Regions from separate parts of the Mus musculus genome. Here region 2 is linked to region 1. Evidence: chromatin loops called from intact Hi-C (ENCODE). Cell type or tissue: heart. All regions are shown on one strand.

The links. A loop is a pair of places that touch in the nucleus more often than their neighbours do. Peaks named below come from ENCODE experiments on the same cell type or tissue, not always from the same donor. Only the 100,000 strongest peaks of a DNase experiment are listed, where the experiment ranks them.
Region 2: a loop joins it to region 1, with 2.0 times the contacts of the local background. A loop is called at or near these places in 8 of 42 quality-filtered maps.

Annotation. Positions count from the first base shown.
Region 1 is chr5:148,948,579-148,956,578 of GRCm38, reverse strand. 8430423G03Rik (RIKEN cDNA 8430423G03 gene) reads right to left here and starts at 6,329. Exons shown (of 3, transcript NR_040686.1): 1 at 6,191-6,329; 2 at 5,746-5,919; 3 at 4,921-5,246. Gm15411 (a long non-coding RNA gene) reads left to right here. Exons shown (of 5, transcript XR_868721.2): 5 at 1,378-2,838. It overlaps Gm52833 (a long non-coding RNA gene), which reads right to left and starts at 785. Exons shown (of 3, transcript XR_003956018.1): 1 at 467-785. It overlaps LOC108169085 (a long non-coding RNA gene), which reads left to right and starts at 3,383. Exons shown (of 2, transcript XR_001785025.1): 1 at 3,383-3,618; 2 at 7,571-8,000. In heart, CTCF peaks have their summits at 2,750 (motif pointing left) and 3,929 (motif pointing right); DNase peaks (open chromatin) are centred at 3,268 and 6,298; H3K27ac peaks cover 319 bases.
Region 2 is chr5:149,027,220-149,035,219 of GRCm38, reverse strand. No RefSeq gene overlaps it. Among named protein-coding and RNA genes, the nearest start is that of Gm15411, 15 kb to the right of the region's middle. In heart, a CTCF peak has its summit at 7,642 (motif pointing right); a DNase peak (open chromatin) is centred at 3,699; H3K4me3 peaks cover 892 bases; H3K27ac peaks cover 1,757 bases.

The DNA.
Region 1 (8,000 bases):
GCCTGAAAAGGTAAGCTTATTCAGCAGTAAGTCTCAGAGGCTGATACACATTCTAGGACTAGAGAAGACTGTGCGGAGGCCAGAAGCTCCCAGGACCAGGCCTAGGTGAGCAGGCAGAGGCAGTAAGCCTCAGAGATGACAATTGCATCAGGAGAATGAAAGTTACATTTACAACTGCTCTTATTTTCCTGCATTGCTATTCTCCCGAAATACTGTTAAACATTACCCCTGCTGCTGCTGCCGAGTCTGCTCTGTTTCTCTTTGCGCATGATTTGCAAATAAAGGAAGTTCAGATTGGACATGGCGACACATGCCCTATGATCCCAGCCCTGGGGAAGCTGAGACAAGAGGAGCGGAAGTACAAGGCCAGCCTGGGCTACACGTGGGAGACCTTGCCTGAAAGACAAACAAACAAACAAAAAAAAAAAAAACCCTCCCGAACCCAAAACGAAAAAGGACAACCAACCAGCCAAGCCAAAGAAGACGTGTACTGTGATGTTCGAGGATATCTTGTTGGTTTTGTTGACTGTGGGTGAGACATTTGTGTCCGTTCCATCCATGGTGGGAAAAGCAGATGGGCAACCCAGCCGCCCGTGAAGACGAGGAAATGGCAACGTTTTGGCAGTACCTCTGTAGGCTAGTATAGGTCAACGCACGCAACACCAGCCTGGGAGAGAGAATCTCAGCTAAGGGATTGGCCCCATCAGATTGGTCTGTGGCTCGGCTTATGTAGAATATTTTCTTGGTTGCTGATTGTTAGCATTCTGTCTAAGCTCCACCCCCACAGTTACCTGGCAACAGCCAGGTAGGCCTCACTCACTGTAAAAGGGGCTGCTTGACCCATCCACTCTCTTGCTCTTGCCTTCCTGCTCCGCGCCCCTCCCCATTCCCCTCATCCCTCCCCCATGTGCTCATGGCCAGCCTCTATTCCTCTTCTCTACTCTACTTCCTTCTTAACTCCCCTCCCCATGCCCTGAATAAACTCTATTCTCTCTACTATACTGTCATGTGGCTGGTCCCTCAGGGGGAAGGGGTGCCTCAGCATGGGCCGCTAAGGCAGCCCTTCCCCCACACCTCACCACACATACACTAAACATATCCCCCCTCTCTTTATTTTTTATAAACACATCACTGATTGATATAGAAAGGCCTGTTCTACTGTGGGCGGTTCTATCCCTAGGCAGGAGGGCCTGGGCTATAGAGGAAAAGTGGGTGAGTGGCCAGTAAGCAGTGTCCCTCCATGGTCTTTGCTTCAACTTCTGTTTCCAGGTTCCAGCTTTCCTTGAGGTTGGACTGTGATCTTGGAGATGAAGGATGAAATCAGCCCTTTCCTCCCTAACTTGCTTTTGGTTTCTGTTTCTGTTTTCCCGATCACAGCCACAGGCAACCAAGCCAGAATAATAGCTAATCTAGTTTAATTTCTGAGGTCTGCACCTCTGACTGCGACATCTCTGATGGGGCTCTGTCCCCCAACACTGCCATCCGGAGGCATCGGACCACGACGTGAGATTGGATGAGGATGAACTGCACAGCGTCGACCAGACGGAATGTGGAATTAGAGTGGAAAGCAATAATTCTGAGAAGTGGGAAGGCTTCGTGGGAGCAGGCAGCGGGTGAGGGACAGCGTGCGTGCAGAGTACTTGGCTGCGCTGAACTCGAGGCTTAAGCCAGGCCTCGTGGAACAGTGGCTCCAGCAAGGCCTGGAGGCCGAAGGAGCTAGGCTGGAAGCCAAACTCCATTTCACTCTTTAGCATAAGCCCGCAGGAGGTTGAGCTTCCTACAGTTCATAGTCTGTAGAACTGGAGACAGCCCTGGATCAAGCCGACTTGTGTGGTTGTTGGGGGCGGGGACCAGGTGATGGCGATGAAAATTGATGTCTTTTCTTCATTTGCTTCATAATTCCCAGTACCGTAAAAAGAAGAAAAGAAATCCTGCATAAAAAGAAATGCGTAGAAATCTTGTTCCGGTCAGTGGGGATGAAGAGCAACCTCTCGCCTTGTGGTTCTGTCCATGCTTGGCAGACGGAAGCAGGAGCCAGAGACTCTGCTCAGCCTGCAGACCGTGGCCTGAGCTGCTCTGCTGAGTCACTGTCTGACAGTGACAGGGCACAAAGTGTACCACAGGACTGCAAACTGCTTTATGCTGTAGGAAGGATAAATATCACGGAAGGCACTCTTTCTTAAAAATAGAAAATTCTCTCCTCTACTCCCTGCTTTTGTGTGTGTGTGTGTGTGTGTGTGAGGGGAGAGAGAGAGAGAGTCTCACCACATGGCTAGGCTTGTCTTAAACTTGTAATCCTCCTGCCTCAGCAGCCCCTCCAAGTGCTGGGTCTATCCAGGTCCAGTTATGGGGCTGGAGAGATGGCTCAGTGATTAAGAGCACTGGCCATTCTTCCTGAGGACCTGGGTTCAGTTCCCAGCACCCACTTAGTGGCTCACAACCATCTGTAACTCCAGTCCCTAGGGAGCCAACACACTCTTCTGGCCTCTGGGTAGACCAGGCACATACTTGCTACACAGATATACAATCAGAGAAGACATCCATACACATAAAATAATTTTAAATAAATAAATAGACCTTAAAAGTGTTTGTTTGTTTGTTTTCTAAAAATCAGCTATGGGATTAGAGAGATGGCTCAGTGGTTAAGAGCACTGGCTGCTCTTGCAGAGGACGTAGGTTCAGTTCCCAACACTTACCTGACAGCCCACAGCTACCTGTAACTCTAGTTCCAGGGGCTCTGATGCCCTCTTCTGGTCTCCACAGACCCCAGTCACTTAAATGTTATATCTGCATGCATGCAGGCACCCACACGTGCAAAATAAAATGATTTTAAAAATACACTATGTAATGTTGTTGTTGTTTTGTTTTTTTTTAAGGCAAGGTTTCTCTATGTAGCCCTGGCTGTCCTTAAACTCACTCTGTAGTTTAGGCTGGTCTCGAACTCAGAGATCTGCCTCTGCCTCCTGCGCGTGCATCACCACATCCTGGCTTGTGGCCTGTTTAAAGTAGAAACTAAATCTCAGAAGACAGAGTAAGCTGCGCTGAAGTCTGCAGCCAAATTTGCCAACGATGCATAAAGTGGAGCAAAAAACGGAGAGAGATCTGTGACTGGAAGTCCACCTGTGTCTCCTTCCCATGTCAGCCCAGCCAGGGTGTAGGGAAAAGCCCAGCGCCATGTTTGCCCTTTCCCAGACACTCCTTGTCCCATTAGGATGACCTTTTCCCTCTTCCAACATCCCTGTGTGGTCACAGCCGCCCCAGTGCCTGGAGTCACTCCAGCATGACTTGTGACTCTGCACTGCTCTTATGCAGGCAGAGGCCATGCCAAAGGGGATGTCTTTGGCTGGGTGTCTGGGATTGCACGGCAATTGGGGGGGGGGGGGTTAATCTCAATCGTGTCTGTTGCTGGAGAGGAGGAAAAGAGAGTTGTTCTTCTGCTCTCCCCACCCCTCCTCCATATCTGTCCCTTCTACCCTGGAAGGATGGAGGGGGAGGAGGAAAGGTCTAGTGAGCCTCTTAAGGAGAGCTGGGTGCACCTCAGACCTCCAGAGTGGATGCCTGTTGACCACAGCTTAAGGATCCTGGGACAGACATTCTGCAGCCTCCTCAGTCCATCAGGTCAGAGACTGAAGTGAAATGGGAAAAACGTATTTTTCTTAGTATTATACTAACACTAGCATAATTTTAAAAATATAAGACCAATTATTGAAGCCAGGGCCCAGGAGTAAAAAAAAAAAAAAAATCAGGAGGCAGATTTCTGAGTTCGAGGCCAGCCTGGTCTACAAAGTGAGTTCCAGGACAGCCAGGGCTACACAGAGAAACCCTGTCTCGAAACCACCCCCCCCAAAAAATTAATTATTTTTATTCTTTTATGTGTTTTACCTCATGTGTGTCTAAACACCATATGCATGCAGTGCCCACAGCGGCCAGAAGAGGGCGATAGATTCCCTGGAACTGGAGTTAGAGTCGTGAGACATCGTATTGGTGCTTGGAGCTGAACCTAGGTCCTCTGCAAGAGCAACATGTGCTCTTAGCCACTGAGCCATCTCCCCAGCTCCCAGACTGAATATTTTGTACATTATGTTCTGGATCTGATATCTCTACACCCAGTTCTCAAACAAAACATTTAAACAACTTGTGTTGGTAGGGATCAAATCTAGAGCTTGTGTATGAGATTAACACTTCACTACTGTGGCCCATCCTTAGACCTGAAAGAGCTCCTGTTGTTTGCTTTCAGAGTGGAAACGATTCCTCTTCTTGTTATAGGTTCTGCGATTGTGAGAATCACCCTCTATTTGGCAGCTTCCAGTAAGGATGCGGGCCCAGTTTGCTCTCATGTCTTAGGGTTTTATTGCTGTGAAGAGACACCACGACCAAGGCAACTCACTTTAGTGGGGCTGGCTTATAGTTTCAGAGGTTTAGTTTATTATCATCATGGTGGAAGGCAGAGCTAGTGCAGGCCGACTTGGTGCTGAGAGTCCTACACCTTGATCCAAAGGCAGCCAGGACGAGGCTCTCTTCTGCACTGGGTGGAGCACTAGGAGACCTCAAAGTCCTCCTACATAGTGACATACTTCCTCTAACAAGGCCATTTCTACGCCAACAAGGCCATGTCTCCTAATAGTGCCCCTTCCCATGGGCCAAGTGTATTCAAACACACGAGTGCCTGTCAGCCTCCAGAAAGGCTGTGTGGTCTCACCTCCCTCAGCCCCTTTCCAGTGTCTGTGAGTGGCTCTCCAAGACCAAGGCTTGGCACTTCTGTCACAGGGGCAAGTCTGGCCTTGTGGCCTCTGTTTCTGTTTAGCCCCATGAGCTAAAAATAGATTTACCTTTCTTAAGTGTTAAAAAAAAAAAAGTCAAAAGAAGAATGCTAGTAAATGACACCTAAAAAAAAAGTGTCCATTAATAGAGTCCGTTGGAACCAGTCGACTGTTCATTTATTTCTGTCCCAGTTGATACTATTTGTAGCTGCCTTCCCACTCCAATGGCAGTTGTGGGTGGCTGCGGTAGACACTAGGTGGTTTAGAGAATCAAAAAAAAAAAAAAAAAAAAATTCCCATGAGTCCCTTCGCCCCTTCGCCTGTTTCAGAATTCAGTCTTTCTGGGCTTCTCCTCTATGTTTTCACCATGGTGCTGGTAGTGGCTGTCCTGAGGAGCCCTGTAGGCCTCAGTCTGGAGATGGGAGGGCTATCTCTTTCCTCAGAGGGCTGGTCAGATCCATGGTGGTCGGGCTGTTTCACCTAAGGCTGCAGATGGAAGACAAGAACAATCACAGAATCTGGAGAGGAGAAAGGTGTCAATTGGGGGTGGTCGAGGGAGGATGTTGCCAGACCACACACATCCCAATGTGGCCAGGGCATTTAAATCTCCTTGACAATTCTTGCCTAAACTAAACAGTGGGCCAACTGGGGAACAAGTGACCAAGCCAAGATTGTACGAGTGCACGTGTATGTGTGTATGTGTGTGTGTGCACGCATGTGTGTGTGTAAATAACACAATTCAGGGACATGAAAGGAGAGAGGACTTGAGGGGAGTAGGGGACCAGGAAAAGGCCAGTAAGCAGGGTCAGATGGGGCAGAGTAGTGAGAAGGAAGACAAAGTATAATTAATTACACAAAATTACCAAAAATGCCACAATGTAACGCATTAAACTGACTCTCAAAGTAATTGAGGGGAAAAAAATGCATTTACAAAATAAAGTTTCATGGCATAAAATTGTTACAGGAATTTTTTTAGGGTCAAAACCTGGGCCCTGGAGACCCCAGTGATCTTGGAAGGCATCTTTCTTCCTTGGCGTGGTGTTCATCAGGAAGCTTTTTATTGACGGTCTTATCTCCTCCTGGTCCTTGGGCTCCTTGCTCTGTTCCACAGCCAACTCCTCAGTCCACACAGTAAGAGGAAATAAGGAAAGAGAACTCCCTGAAACAGAAAGACAAAACGGGGCCTAGAAATCTACAGACCGGACTGGCCGGCATCGGGACACATGGCCTCTCTTAGCTACAATGGTCATGTGCGAGCAGGAGCGTCGCCCCTGCTGAATGAAACCGGTGTTCTGATAGAAAGCAAGAACGGAGGGATCAGTACCAGCCTATATTGGATCCCTGATCTTGCCAAACTTGAGAGTTATGGAGGAAAGAGCCCACGCCATTGAGTCCTCCTCTGTCCCTGGTGAAGGCGAGAAAAAGCAAACCTTTTCTGAGTCGTGACAGCTGGGGGATGTCCCGTGGCTCCCCTCTTCTTTTTGGCCAGAGAATGTAACTGGTCGTCCCACAGGGTAGCATGTAACCGAGAGGAAATAAACGTCGTGGCTGTGGAATGTGTGGTCTATTGCTCACTGAGGAGGGTGGCGGGGCTTTTTACAACAGGAAGCCCAGGATGGATGGCGAATCGTAAGGAAGTAATCAGTGTGGTATTTCACTTCAGTTGGAGGGAGTCCGTTCGCTGCCTCTTAGCCTGGTTGCTTGAGGAGTCGATTTTCCCCAACCACTTACAGCTGTCGTGTTTTGTAGTGATTTCTATGTGTTATGTTTGGGGTTCTCAACTTAGAACAAGGCTCGCTTCTTCTTCAATTTGTTGCTTTCTTTAGTACTTCCAACAGTTCAGCCAGCCAAGAAACTGTGTGATGGGCCTGAAGCTACGGGGAGGCAGCACCCTACCATGGGGCAAGCCCTGCCTGCGGGGGAACCATTTAGATTGAACTAAAAAGAAACAGTGGCGAATGGTGGGGCTCAGGAGTGATCTGCCACAGCCACCTGGAGAACAAAACTAGGAAACATTGTATATGTTTTTAAAAAGTTACTTATTATTTTGTCTCTGTAGTCATGAGGATCAAACACGTTTGATCTACAGTTTATCTATCCCCCAGATCCTGAGCCAGTGTTTTTGTATCTTGGGTCGGTTGACTTGCGCTCACGTCAGTCAAATGCGACGACTGTAACTTTACAAGCAGAATTGCATTTCATAAAAAGCTCAGCCTTGGGGCTGGAGAAATGGCTCAGTGGTTAGGAGCACTTCCTGCTCTTGTAGAGGCCCCAAGTTTGGTTCCCAGCACTCGCATGGTGGCTCACAGCCACCTGTAACCGCCACTCTCGGGCCTCTGTGGATTAGAATACAAGATTTTTCTCCTTTGTAGTTTTTATAATTCTTATAGTCTACAGGCATGACGTGTGTCTTGAGTAACGGGCATGCGCATTCCTGCATATGTGTGTGTTTGTACAGGGTCTCCTTGTGTATCTCAGGCTGCCCTCAACTTTGAAATCTTCCTGCCTCAGTCTCCTGGGTACCGAATTTGCTAGCATGCCAAGCTTGGTTTGCATTTTTGTCCAGTGTTTCTTCAGGTCTATGTCCAGTCTCTCAAGCAAAATATAAACTGCTTTAGGTGCGGGAAGATGCTGTGGAATAATATTTGGATTCTAGGGTTGGACATTTTTTAAAAATGGATATCTTGAATGTTTAACTAAGAACCTGTCTTTCCACATAAATATATTTGCAAATCTGAAAACAGTCTTTTATTAGACCAAACATATACTTTAAAAAAAAAACCCTTTCCTTTAACATGTTATTTTTATAGGTGCTAAAAGAAACAGCGCGGTGGTAAGGAGAGCAGACACTTGCTGACTTCCAGCTGTGGAGGGGACACCTCTGATTGCTTTCATTCTAACAGCTCGGAGAGGCTGGGGTTACTGTCTCACTCATCCTACATCTCAGGAAACCAAGGCATGGGGCTGACATCCACGCCAAGGTCAGGATGCCACCCAGGTTCAGGCCGCCAGGGCTCGCTCAAAGGGCTTACCCACCACACACACTGCAGCTCACTCACAGCAACACGGGAAGCCAGAGAAGAAGCAGCCGAACTGTAATTAGAGGCCAGAGGAGGAGACGCAGAGACCATCTCAGGATTTATGCCTGAGTGGTGGTGATGTGGCGAGAGTCCTCTGTGTAATGAAGATGTCACCTTCTAATGAGTTTGGAAGAAAGGAGAGTGTGTTAGCCGGAGGTCT
Region 2 (8,000 bases), 79 kb before region 1:
CTCTGTCCACTGATATATTGTCACAGTGTCTGCAGCTGTGGACGTCAGTATTAGAAATCATGATCACTTTGGTCAGTCTTTTCCTTTTTTTTTTTGGATGAACTTTTAAAAGTATAGCATGTTTAGTGTTCAGAGAATTTTTCCCTTTTCTTGGTGGTGCGAGGAATCAAACCCAGGGCTGTGTGGCAAGTGGGACCATGTCATCAGACAAAAACTGGGAAGGTAGAAAAAATTCAGAAACCCCAGTATTCTCATATCTGAGACCGGGTACATGTTTCATCTGCCGACCCAGGTCCTGTCCTGGGGCACATGACCACAGCACCCCACGTGAGAATCATGATCACTAGTCACGTAGCACAGAGTCCTCCAAGCCAATGAGGTATCTAGATGGGCCGCTCCAGGGTTAACCAATAAGCTTCCCTTCCCAGACATTCCTTCCTGCAAAAGGTATTGGATCTCTGAGTGATATCCACCCATTCCCCAAGATGAAAATTAAATAAACAGCGTGGACAAGCAAGGACGGGGTCTCTCTCATCAAGAACCGCTGCGTGGAGAAGCCTTTGTCATACGGAACCATTGCTGAAGGCTCCTCTTCGCTCCCCCCCCTCCCCCCCAAGCTAAGGCCAAGAGTCCCCTCCACTCCTAGGCTCCTCATTGCCAGCCCAAGGACCCCATCTGTTCAGAATCCTTGCACTTCCCACCAGTGTCTGGGTGTCTGGGAGTTTGAGACACCCCCTCCTGCTACTTCCCCCTTCCAGCTCATCACAGGCCTTTGTGGCTCTCCTTGTTCCCAACTCCATGTGGTTTCCAGTGGCGACTGGAATTTGGGAACCTAAGTCTCTTTGGCCTCAGCCTGCTTCTTTCTCACCTGGGCTGGGGTCCCCATCTTAGGCTACATTCATAGCCTAATGCCTCCCATTTCATCTGCCTGAGTAGAGTTCACATACCCCAGTGGCGAGACGGACCTTGGAACTACACAGAGCCACACACAGGCTACCTAGGCCAGCATCCTATAGCTCACCTGTCCCAGAATGAGAGGCACTTACAGAGCTAATGTCTTCCAGCCAAAAGTCCTGGCACACACCTGCCATTCCAGCAACTGGGAGGCTAAGCTAGGAGAATGGGCAATTGAGAGTGGATGGGGGAGGGGGGTGATGGAGGGGCGAGAGGAGGGAGGTAAATGAAAGGGGAGGAAAGAAAGGGAAGAAAGGAAAGGAAGAAGGGAAGTGAAATGGGGAGAGGGAGGAGGAGGAGAGAAAGAAGAAAGAGGAGGAAGAAGAGGGGGAGGAGGAGAAGAGAGAGGGAGGAGAGGGAGAGGGAGAAGAGGGAGAGGGAAGAGGAAGAGGAGGAGGAGGAGAGAGAGGGAGGAGAGGGAGAGGATGAAGAGGGAGAGGGAGGAGGAGGAGGAGGAGAAGGAGAAGAAGAAGAAGAAGAAGAAGAAGAAGAAGAAGAAGAAGAAGAAGAAGAAATAGACACAGACAAAAAAAAAAAAAAAAGAAAAAAAAAAGAAAAGAAAGAAAGAAAGAAAGCTTTCCAGGCTGCGAGAGGCCAATGGGTAAAGACGTCTGCCACTAAGCCTGAGTTTGGTCCCAGGACCCACAAAGCGACGGAAAGAATGGGTTTCTGTAAGTTGTCCTCTGACCTCCACTCTTGTGGCATGGCATGCACACCCAAACACACACATACACACATACACACACACGTATATTCACATACACACACATGCACATCTGAACACACACATGCACACCCAAACACATACACACACAGGCACACATATATACCCCAACTCGAGAGTGCTGAATAAGGAAATGTAGTAAAATGAAATAAGCCCTCAGTTCCACGAACCTGTCAGGAAGTTTCTTTAACATCATCCATTCGTCTTTCTCAAAGCCCATGTTTCACCTACTACACCAGTGAGTCAGCGGCGGGCCACAGTCACTGTGCCAAATGAGTTTCAGGTTTCTTATTCTAACCAGGTTTTAAGTGGAGGTCTTCTAAATTAGTATGCTCAAGGTTATACTGAGTATAAATCTCTCTACATACTCTATAATTTACCTTCTCTTCATGACATGAGAGCTCATTAAATGGTGACAAGTGACATACATCATCACAAGAAAGCACTCGTAATCCAAATCCCACACTGCAGGTTGGGAAGATAATCCACAGAGGGAGGGAGCCTAAGTGTGGTGCAGAACCTAAAACTCGAACCCTAACCCAGGAACTCAGGGGCAGGCAGATCCCTGAGAGTTCAAGGCCAGGCTGGGCTGCAGTAAGATCATGCCTCAAAAGCAGTCATAATAATAATGATGATAATAATAATAATAATAAAGCTATAAAGGACACATTATTCTTTACTTAATTTTTATTTATATACTATAAGTACACTGTAGCTATCTTCTGACACACCAGACACACCAGAAGAGGGCACCAACCAGACCCCATTACAGATGGTTGCAAGCTAACATGTGGTTGCTGGGAATTGAACTCAGGACCTCTATAAAAGCAGTCCATGCTCTTAACCGCTGAGCCATCTCTCCAGCCCTGTCCTTTACTTTCTACTTATGGTTATGTGTGTGCGGAAGAGGATGTCAGATCCTTAGACGCTGGGGCTCTAGGCAGTAGTGAGCAGTCAGATGTGGGTTCTGGAAACTGCACTTGGGTCCTCAGGAAGAAAAACAAGTACTCCTAACTGCTGCATCCCAAAGATGCATTTCTTCTTTTCTTTCCACGATGAATTTATTTTAAGGGTTTCTTACCTGTATGTATGTATGTATGCATGCATGCATGTATGTATGTATGCATGCCTATGTGCGTGTATGTGTAGCATGTATGTGCCTGGTACCTCAGTGACCAGAAGAGGTTATGGGAGACTGGAGTTATGGGAGGTGGTGAGCTACCATGCGGGAACTGGCAACTGAAACTGGGTCCACTGAGCCATCCCTTCGGAGCTGATACATTTCTACACTCCCAAGTATAACCAGTTCCTTTCAATAGGCACATGAACCCACCTTGTCCAAACAGAAGGTTGAAAAATCCAAAGACCGGATGGATTAGTGGGCAGGCAGCTTGTCTCAGCCCTACTCATTCATTCCTTTAACAGATGGGCCAGACACTGGGCTTGGCCCTGGAGCAAAAGAGACCAACGGTCTTCTATCCAAAGCGTCTACGACCTACCAGATAATTCAACACACAATTAAGGGGGGAACACATTGAGAAAGAGAAGTTTAGACGATGCTAAAGAGTGAAAATAATAAGGCAAGCGGCTGGTGGGAGCGTCCTCGGTTTGAAGGGGCCATTCTGAGGAGGACATGGGAGAGCTGGTTCATTTTCAAACTTTTCCAGCAGTCTGAGTACTGTTTCAGTGGTTTGGACAAGAACCGGTCATTGAACTGCGCAGGACCCCCGGCCGCCATCCCTTCAAGACCCTGCAGGTTCAAGTCTAGTTACTTCTTTCCCCAGCTCCTTCCCAGGCCAGGAAGGAACAGACTCTGCGCAGGACTCTCCCCTGTTGTATTCACGCTCTCCCAGGAGCAGGCCTCAGGAGCCAGCTCAGGATGTGGGGTGTTGCAAAGAACAGCGACAGCTGCAGTTGGAGGTGGCTGCCCGGGCAGCGAGCCAGCGGCTGCCACGGCTTTAGAGCCAAGGCCTCCCTGGCCTCCCGCATGCCCCCTGTAAGCGAGCAGCCACAGCGATGGAGTCCAGTGCACCAGCGCACCAGCGCAAAAGGGTAGCTTTCATTTTCTCATTGTGCGCGGTGCTGACGGAGCGCAGGGAAGAGAAGGGCGAGACCGCCTCCCGGGCCAGTCTGTCGGCGGCAGCAGCAGAAACCTCTTTTGCTGACACCGGGGGAAGAGGAAACACGAGTGCCTGGGGAAGCCCGCTAACAACACGGAGCACAGCACAACCCGCGTGCAGGCGTTCAGCCTTCCCCTGATAGATGGCTCCGTCCTTTTTCTGGATCATAGACTCTAGTCCACCCCACACCCTCCAGTTGTGTCAGAGGAACCGAAGGCCTTGCAGTCTACCCCCGAGACACATCCTCAGGCCTTTCTCCATTTCTCCTCACTTCCCTGTGTCTTCTGCCAGTTATAAGAGTCTTGTTCTCCTAGGGCCAGTCTCCCTTAAGTCCTTTAGGGTGTTGATTTCAGGCCCTCCCCAAAAGATATAAAAATCCACAGGTGTTCTAGTTCTGTCTATAAAATGATGGATGTTTGCCCAGAACACACACATGCATCCTCCTGGATATTTTAAATCACCTCTAGGTGACCACAATGCAGATGTTATGAATGTAGCTGTTATATTGTGTTATTTTGTGAATGGTGGAAAGAAAAGGCCTCTACACGTTCTGTATAGATGTCTTTTTGGAAGTGACATAAACTAATTTTGACCCACTAATGGAGAACATGGGTATAGGAATGTCTGACTGATTTATAAAACACAAAATGTAAGCCAAGAGTAGAAGGTGCACCTATAAGCCCAGCACTTAGGAGTCTGAGGCAGGAAGACCACCAGGAATTCAAGGCAAACCTGGGCTACATAGTGGGTTTGAAGCCAGCTTGAACTGCACAGCAAGACCGTGTCTCAGAAAGGAAAACCAACCAAACAAAAAAGTATAGAGCCAGGCATGGTGGCACTTGCAACCGAGTACTTGAGAAGCTGAGGCAGGAGGATTGTCACAAGTTCAAGACCAACCTGAGCTACAGAATGAGTTCCAGGCTACCCTGATTATAGAGTAAGAACTTGTCTCAAAAATAAACAGAAAGACGGAGGCAGGAGGATTACATGTTAGAAGACTGCCTGTAATACAGAGAGAGTTCCAAGCCAGTTAGAGCTACACAAGTGGTGGTGGTGATGGAGGAAGAGGGGGGAGGAGGAGGGGGAAGGAAGAGGGGAGGAGATGAAGGAGGGGAGAAGGGGAGGGGGAGGAAGCAGCTGCAGACACTAAACCCAGGCCCCTGATGGAAATGGGGCCCAGGTTCCCACACAGTCCCTGGTAGGCTCTGCTGAGATGGGAGAGTTGGCCTGAGGGAGTCTCATAGAGTGAGTGTCTAGGGCTAAAGTCTTCAGCTCCTGGCAGCAAGTCAGAGGCAGATGCTTGGTTTCTCCGGGAGCACTCACCTCCTGGGTCCTGCCTAGAGTAGGGAGCACCTCTGGGACCATCATTCACCTAGGCTTGCTGGCTGTGTTCCCCTGGCCCAGCCTGGTAAGGAGCAAGATGGAATTAACCCCTTCCTTCCTCCTGGTTCCTGAAGATGCTAGGGGCCGCCTGCCTGAGTGTCAAAGGGCTATTGTCCTGAGGCTGCCATTGGGTAGAAAACTCTGGGTGGTCAGCTCTGTGATGCTGGGCCACTGGCTTGGGAGTGTCTGTGGTCAGTTTTAGCTTCTCTTTCAGCTTTGTGAGAAGAAATAAGAAACAAGCAAGGACCCTTTAACCCTTGTCACAGGAGGCTAATCTCCCCCCCCCCACATCCCCCCTCCCACTTTTTATAGTTTTGTTTTGTTGTCTTGTTTTGTTTGTCCAGACAGGGTGTCTTAGTCAGGGTTTCTATTCCTGCACAGACATCATGACCAAGAAGCAAGCTGGGGAGGAAAGGGTTTATTCGGTTTACACTTCCATACTGCTGTTCATCACCAAAGGAAGTCAGGACTGGAACTCAGGCAGGTCAGGAAGCAGGAGCTGATGCAGAGGCCATGGAAGGATGTTACATAATGGCTTGCTTCCCCTGGCTTGCTTGGCTTGCTGACTTATAGAACCAAGACCACCAGCCCAGGGATGGCCCCACCCACAATGGGCCCTCCCCCCTTGATCACTAACTGAGAAAATGCCTTACAGCTGGATCTCATGGAGGCATTTCCTCAATGAAAGTTCCTTTCTCTGTGATAAATCCAGCTTGTGTCAAGTTGACACACTAAACCAGCCAGTACACAGGGTTTCTCTGTGTAGTCCTGGCTGTCCTGGATCTTGCTCTGTAGACCAGGCTGACCTCAGATTCATAGAGGCTCGGATTCTTTGCCCCCAGAATCCTGGGATTAAAGGCTCCACCACCACCAGGCAAAACCACACCCTTTACTTTTCTTTTTTTTTTTTTTAAACAGACTCTATATGTATATAGATCTATGAAGCAACACTTTAGACGATATTTTGAAATAAGGTTTGTAGAGGGTATGAAGTGCAATAATAGTCCTACTCTTTCTAATTAAATTTTATTTGGTTTGGTCCCAATTAAATCCAACACATTTTTAGATTTATGTATTTTATTTTATGGGTGATGAGTGTTTTGCCTGCATTTCTGTGTGTACGGGCCCGGTAAGCACGCCTGGGGCTCTGAGAGATGAGAAAAGGGCAGTGGATCCCCTGGAACTGGAGTGGCAGGTGGTTGCAGGAGCTGGGGACCAGAGCTGGATCCTCTGCGAGAGGAGCAGATGCTCTCAGACAGAGGAGCTGTCTCTTCAGACCCTTCGGTTAAATTTTAAATGCTTCAGCAAATAGATGTTCCTTCCAAGTTCAAACTTTGCCTCTAGGTCCCTTCCTAGCATACAAGTGCTGCAAGTCACCAGGAAAAGAGAGAGAGGGAGAGAGAGAGAGAGAGAGAGAGAGAGAGAGAGAGAGAGAGAGAGAGAGATAAGCCAGTGCCCCCGACAGATAAGATAACGAAGTCCAAAGACCTAAAGAAGCTGGAGTCAGAGCCACTGTTTACTACAAAGATCGCGTTGCAGGCTTTGGAGTGCCAACCTCCTGTCTCATTCTTCCTTGGCCACTTGCTATTGGGGGTTCTTAGGCAAGTCCACAGCTATCTGTGCCTCAACCTCCCCATCTGTTAAATGGGCATAGCAGTCATAACAGTTTCCTAAGGTTTTGATGGTAAGGCTGAGGGTCGAATCACATAATTCACAGTGGTCTGTGACAAATCCCTGGATCAGCAGATTATATAATAATAATTATTAGTTATTAATAATAATTAGCTTACATACATTCTTGTTGTATTTGGGGGGTTAATTTTGTTTTGCTTTGCTTTTTGAGGTGAAGTCTAATTATGCAGCCCTGACTGTCCTGGAACTTTTTCTGTAGATCAGACTGGCCTTGAGTTTGAGAGGTCCATCTGCCTCTGCCTCCTGGGTGCTGGGATTAAAGGCGATTTCATTGTTATAAAGACTTGTTCTTCTGTTCATCTATAACCTTTGATTTGACCTTGTGCAAAACTACCAGAGTGTCGTTCTCCCTCTTTCTTCCTTCCTTCCTTTCTTTCTTTCTTTCTTTCTTTCTTTCTTTCTTTCTCTCTCTCTTTTCTTTTCTTTTCTTTCTCTCTCTCTCTCTTTCCTTCTTTCCTTCCTTCCTTCTTTCTCTCTCTTTCTCTCTCTCTTTCCCTTCTTCCTCTTTCTCCTCCTCCTTCTCCTCTTCTTCCTCCTGAAAGGTTTCACTATGAAGTCTTGGCTGGCTTGGACCTCACTCTGTAGATTAGCTTCTCCTCAAGCTCACAGAGATCCTCGTGCCTCTGCTTCTAAGTGCTGGGATTAAAGGCGTACACCACGACGGCAGGTTTATTATTTTTTTTTAAAAAATATTTATTTTACATATATGTGCCTGTGCCCGAGTGTGTCTGGCTGCATGAGTTACCTAAGGAGGCCAGAAGAGGGCGCTGGATCATGTGGAACTAGTTTAAAGCAGTTGTAAGCCTTCATGTGGGTGCTGGGGCCACACAGCGGTCCTCTGTAAGAGTAGTAAGGTTTGCTGTTGTTGTTTTGTTTTTGTAAACTGTAGGGACATCTCTCCAGCCAGTTTATTTACTTTGAGAGTGATGGAGGGACGCTCTTTACTGCCTTGCTCCTCATGGCTTGCTCAGCCTGCTTATAGAAGCCAGGACCACCAGCCCAGGGATCACCCACAATGCACTGGGCCCTCCCACATCAGTCACTAAGAACCTGCCCTGCAGGCTTGCCTAGAGAGGCGTTTTCCCATTTGAGTTCCCTCCTCTCAGATGACTTCAGCTTGTGTCAAA